2 separate regions of the Homo sapiens genome follow, and region 1 is linked to region 2. A link is a contact called in ENCODE Hi-C or POLR2A ChIA-PET data. All regions are on one chromosome and are shown on one strand. The core of a region is the stretch at or near the end of the contact, and the rest is flanking DNA. Distances in the headings are between cores, read along the strand shown.

Region 1 (2,888 bases), core at 197-2,696, 440 kb before region 2:
ACTTGTTTTCTACTTTAGTATCCTATTAAACAAAAAATATCAACCTCCCCAAACACCTCCAACTTTTGTGCTGGACTTTTGGATGTACAAGCTCTTAATTTTTCTTTGATATTTCTCTTTTTCTTCAAAATTATCAGACATTTCTGAATCTTTCTACTTTCCCCTCTTGCATTAGTGCCTTCTTGTCTGAATTCACCTCTCACTTCCTCCAGATAAATCAACAATTTATTTAATGTAGGATTCTAAGTCAAAATATTTTAGGCAAAATCTTCAAATAACTTCACACTTGAAGTTATTTAAACTTTAAGACCTGCATAACAGTGGTTTATTTAGTTTTTAAAATCCATTCTGAGAACCCAAAGGACAGAGGCTGAGAATGTTTCAATTTCAACCACCAGCTAGATGATGTGCTCCTATAAGATGGACCATTAACACTTCACGTCAAAGTCTATCCTGGGGAAAATCTTCTAAAGTAGGACTATTAAACTAGACCACTCAAAGAGCTATACTGACACCTGTATGAAAAAGCTATAGTTCTATAAATGCTAGGAATTTATATTTCTATAAGTTCAGCTGATCTAATTGAGATATATTACCTTAGGGTCTTAGGAGGCTTTAGCTAAAAAATTATTAAAAAATTGTTAAACAATAATAGCATATATATGCCATAAATAAAATTGATTTAACAATTTTATTAATTTCATAAATATTTACAGAAAACCTAGTGTATATAAGTCATTGTTTATGGTTCTGAGGGTACAGAATGATCAAGAAAGAAAATGTTTTTGATCTAAAAAAACTGACATTCTTGTGGGAGAAAAATTCAATAAAATAACAAAAAAATTTAGATTGTGATAAGGTCTAAGAAGGATATAAAAAATGGATAGTAATATAGACAGGAAGTAGACCTGAGAGTAAAGGGCTCTATGAAGAAAGTTATTGAGGAAGGCATCCCTTAGGAAGTAAACTTTAACTCAGACCTGATTAAATTTTAAACTTTGTGCCAGCATTTGGTTTAAACCAGAAAAGTTTTGGTAAAGAAAAGGTTTAGAAAAGGCAAAGTACATAAGTGAGCATAATAAAATTAAAAAAAATAAAAGTAATTTATAGGATACATTTGTGCTATGTTATAATGAAAGTTGAGAATGTGTTTTTTAAAGCAGACTTTATTATATTGGTAAGTATTCACTGGATATGATTGAAAGCTCTAGTGAGTAAGTTATTACAGGAAGATACACTCTGTGCACTCTAAAATGATAGAAGGAAGATAAAAAGCAGAAGTCTTATTAAAAATCACCTATCTATATTTTTACCCAGGATGACCCACATTTTCTGTTCAAATCACCGCCACAGAGGAAAATAGGATTTGTCATGCTGGATTAGATCATTGCTCTATTACATGTGCAATGCTGATTCCAGCATGAGTCAAATATTTGTTGCATCAGACGAAAGTAAAAGCTTCCAAAACAAGTTGTCATACTTGCCGTGCTTTCAACTGCAGTCAAAATTCCATGTAGAGCTATACTTCAATCATTGAGCTCCTATTTTAGATATAAGACTTTTTTTAAGAAGTTTAAGACACTATATTTTATAGAGGCCTCAATAAATGTGAAATATGGTCACATCTTCCAGCTTCAATTCTCCTGCTCTAAATGTTTCTCTTTATCTCCCATCTATATTCATTTTGTGCCATGGAAGACAGGGGAGAAAAAGAGGCAGTAAACAGCTATATAGTTCCATAGGACATGGTTGAAGCAACAACCATGTTCATCTTTTAGGCTGCTGCATAGAGATTTTCTTTCTGCTTCAAAGAAGCCTCAGGATGTTAGCTTTACTCTATTTTACAAAGGATACATTGTATGAATTGTTATGGTCCATTAACCTGCAGGAATAACTCATTGTAATGCTGTAGAACTTTTTCTAGCTAATCTGCATAAGAGTCAGTATAGACCCTACTCATATAAAAAGATGGTTAATTATGAATAGAATATTTTCATGCTGAATGCAGGGATTGTATTTTATATATCCATCCCAACCAGGCTTGCTTTATATTCCATATTCCCTTGCACATTGTAGGTGCTCAATAAATGATTAGCCTGTCAAATTTGTCTTCCTAATTAAAGAGTTTAGGCCATTTATATTTATTAGGATAACAAATATATTTTGTTTTGTTACATTGTGTTATGTTGTGCTTTCTATTTTTACTATGCTTTTTTATTCTTATTTTTCTTTTTCTATATTGATATTTCTTGTTACTTTTCCTTTTACAGGTTTTCAAATTATAAAATATATTACTATATTTTAGTGTTATCTTAAAATTTTAAACGTACATTTAACTTAACAAAATGTAAAGTTAGTCAACAGTCTTACCAATAGTGCAAGCAATATGTGGACAGTAGAATGCTTTAACTCTTGTCATCCATTCTCCATTATATCCTAATAACTAATATTTTAGATTTAACTTTTTTAGTCTTAACTCCAGAAATTAGGAACAATTACTAATTTATACAGTCAATAATTATTTACATTTATCCACAAAGATTCCAGCTTTTGTTAACCATTCCTTTTTCAATTTTAGGCCTTCCTTCTGGGATTATTTTTATTCTTCCTGAGGTACATCCTTTGGCATTTCCTTTAGTGTGCATATGTAGGTGACAAAGTCATTTTTATTTGTCTGAAAATATCTTTATTCTACTTCTATTTTAACTGTAGTTTCATTTGTTATAGAACTCTAGTATTTCTAGATTATAAGTGTTTTTTGCTCAAGGTTTGAAGTTATCATTTCATAACTTCACTATTTTTTGGCTTCTAATACTTTAAAGAGGTATCTTTTAAAAAGATATCTCTTCCATCACTCTAATTTCTTTTCCTTTGTAGATAGCCTGCCT
Region 2 (2,819 bases), core at 28-2,527:
CACACACACAATGATTCAAAGATTCTTTAAGAAATTTGTTTCAAATTTTCACCATCATTTATAAAGCTCTTTAATCTGTTAGTGATAATTACGTGTTTATAGAAATCAAGGTGACAGACAATATAAGAGAAAATGAAAGAGAGAAACCAAAAATAAAGAAAATAAAGGGAGAGAGAAAAAGATGAAGATAGAGTCAGAGGTAGATATGGAAAAAGAGGCAAAACGTGAAGTGGCAGATCCAGGCATAAAGAAACAAATGCCTCAGAAGACAGAGACAGAGAAATCTTGAGTAAGGAAGCAACATAGAAGATTGTTGACTTCCCCCAAACTAAAACTACTTGATAAAGTAGAGGAAAAATGATCCAAGAGCATTTAAGTTGTTTGTTGGCTGACATTTCATTTAGCTGGCTGGTCTCCTAAGCTGCCAATTTTCTCCTTGTGACTCTGTGGTAAGAAAGATCGTGCACAGTTCCTATGGTTCCTCCACAAAGCAGCAGAACATTCTCTGTAATATTCTCTGCAATGAAGAGCACATTTCTGAGGCAACACTAAGAAGTCAAGAGTTTCATTTAAAAGGGGGCTTCTTAAAGTAAGAAGTCCCTTTGGATGTATGCAGCAGTATCATAGCACCTGGAATTTTGGAGTTAGCACTGAACACTTCATTTTCTTCTAATCGGTTTCATAGCACTGGGGTGATTATACTTGGGGAAGCAGGAGGGGTGAGATGTAAATGCAGCCAAGGCATGTATATGATGTCTAGGTGGCTCCACCCTAAATGAACCCCAGGATAGCAATAGAGAAAGCACAACATATTCAGCTGAAATTAAAAATGAATCAGAATTAATCTAGATATGCTGAAAACTAGAATGATATATGCTTCTTCTGCTATAATTTTTCTGCTTTTTGTTTGGAGTAGAAGTCAGATTTATCCTCTCTGAATCTCTGATTCATTATCCATAATGCGCGGACACCAGCAACCTACCCTATTTACCCTGAAGGATTATGAACATCAAATGAAATAATGTCTGTGAAAACACTGTAAAATTTTCCAGGACTGAAAAATTGTGGACTCATAAAAAAAAATTCTTTCTGGATAGGTGGCAGAGTAAACAGCCTTGGAGAACAGAAAGATGCTAAGCCAAAGCCATCTCCAAGCAGAAAAACCATTCCCAACAGGACCATGCCCTCCCACTAGGCATTTGGCCAAAAACTCTCAGAAGCCATGGTACGGAGGCTTAGGGACAGGGTTAGCCAATGGGAATATTAGGCACACAAAAGTTCCGTTTCTGCCTCTCAGAGTTGATTTAAACAGATGTTCTATCCATTCTTCATTTGAACAAGCTGTTATCAAGTTGGTTTCAAATTACTAGGGAAGAAAAACTGAATACACCCTTCCATCCCTCGAATTGCAGATTAGAAGTGGCTATATAGGCGCTGCTGGAGAAGAACAAAATGAAGCTTCTCCTATGAGTAGGTTCCAACCTTGGTCTTAGCTGTCACTCACCAACCCTTGGTTTTGTGTGTGTGACTCACAGAATGAGGATCCTGGGCAGGGGTGCATTTTTCCCAGGTCCCAGGCACCCCTGGCTCTCAAATGAACATTTGATTCCACAGAGTCAGACAATGACCACACAGAGGAAATGAATCACAGTCATGTCATCACTTATATGCTTTTCCAGTTATTTGGGATAATTATACTCTGACGCATGATTGAGTGAGTTCTTTAAAATTTAGAACTTTGAAAACCACATAGAATCAATTATTAATGTTATCTAGAAACAACCTCCTAATTGTGCCTAAAAAGCAAGTAGTTGGACAAAAAGACTCAGAAAAGTTCCTTCCAGAATGGTAATATTGGTTTGTTTTTATTTCCCTAGTTATATGAAAGGTGGATCTAATCATGATTTTGTGACCTTGATAGAGAAGTCCAAATAGAGCGCACATACCCCCAGAGTAGGCAAAAAGAAATGATCATAACTACAATTTATATTTATTTTTTACCTAATATTTTTAACAATTATAACATTGTGTATATTTATGAAGTGCATAATGCCAAAATGCACTTAAACAATTTAAATATTTACATGATACATAAATAAAAATTTTCATTAATATCAGTGCCCTATCCCCAAAAAACTTTGCAGAACGTGGAAATACAATGAAGTATATTCTGCCATGTAAAAAAAAGTCACATGTTGCCTGGTAGTTTGGTTGATACTAAAGGCTCGGTTCTGTCCCAAGCTAACATGTGTCATAGGCTAATATTAAAATCCTTTAACTTTTATCCTAAGTGCAACCAGTAAAATAGTGAAAATCCATTAATGTAATCAATTACAACTGATATAGTTTGGATGTTAGTCCCTCCAAATTTCATTGAAATGTGACCCCCAGTGTTGGAGGGTGGGCCTGGTGGGAAGTGTTTGGGTCACGAGGGTGGAGCCCTCAGGAATTCCCTGTGAAACTGAGTTCTTGATCTATTAGTTCATGTGAGAGCTGGTTGTTTAAAGAGTCTGGTGCCTCCCTCCCCTCTCTCTTGCTTCCTTTTTCAACATGTGACATACCTGCCTTCCCTTCACCTTCCACCATGACTGGAAGCTTCCAGGGGCCTCCACAGAAGCCAAGCAGTTGCTGGTGCCATGCTTATACAGCCTGCAGAACTGTGAGCCAAACAAGCCTCTTTTCTTTTTAAATTACCCAGCCTCAGGTATTTCTGTATAGCAAGGCAAAACAGACTAATAAAACAACTAAAGCAGAAGTAACGGAGACTGGTCTAGTGGCATTACAGATATCATTGTATAACACCCATGTAACCTACACAC

The links. Hi-C counts contacts between places; a loop is a spot of excess contacts on that map. ChIA-PET counts read pairs that join two places held with the same protein, here RNA polymerase II (POLR2A). Pooled maps may share reads with other maps.
Region 1: a pooled map shows a loop between it and region 2 (3-fold over the local background). The contact joins two enhancer-like sites. A Hi-C loop is called at or near these places in 1 of 168 maps with a recorded cell type or tissue (endothelial cell of umbilical vein), 1 of 37 single-sample maps with no recorded cell type and 3 of 50 pooled maps. POLR2A ChIA-PET finds 5 or more read pairs at or near these places in 1 of 52 experiments (GM12878).

What each region holds. Positions count from the first base shown.
Region 1 is chr6:54,418,614-54,421,501 of GRCh38, reverse strand. No RefSeq gene overlaps it. Among named protein-coding and RNA genes, the nearest start is that of TINAG-AS1, 52 kb to the right of the region's middle. Within about 2 kb of position 1,446, at least 5 of the 41 ENCODE cell types and tissues checked have a DNase peak (open chromatin) inside an H3K27ac peak, as active enhancers do; they include endothelial cell of umbilical vein, where a contact is called at or near this core.
Region 2 is chr6:53,983,174-53,985,992 of GRCh38, reverse strand. All of the region lies in intron 2 of LOC101927189 (a long non-coding RNA gene), which reads right to left. Among named protein-coding and RNA genes, the nearest start is that of MLIP-IT1, 14 kb to the left of the region's middle. RefSeq lists an enhancer at 1,167-2,366. Within about 2 kb of position 1,277, at least 2 of the 41 ENCODE cell types and tissues checked have a DNase peak (open chromatin) inside an H3K27ac peak, as active enhancers do; they include endothelial cell of umbilical vein, where a contact is called at or near this core.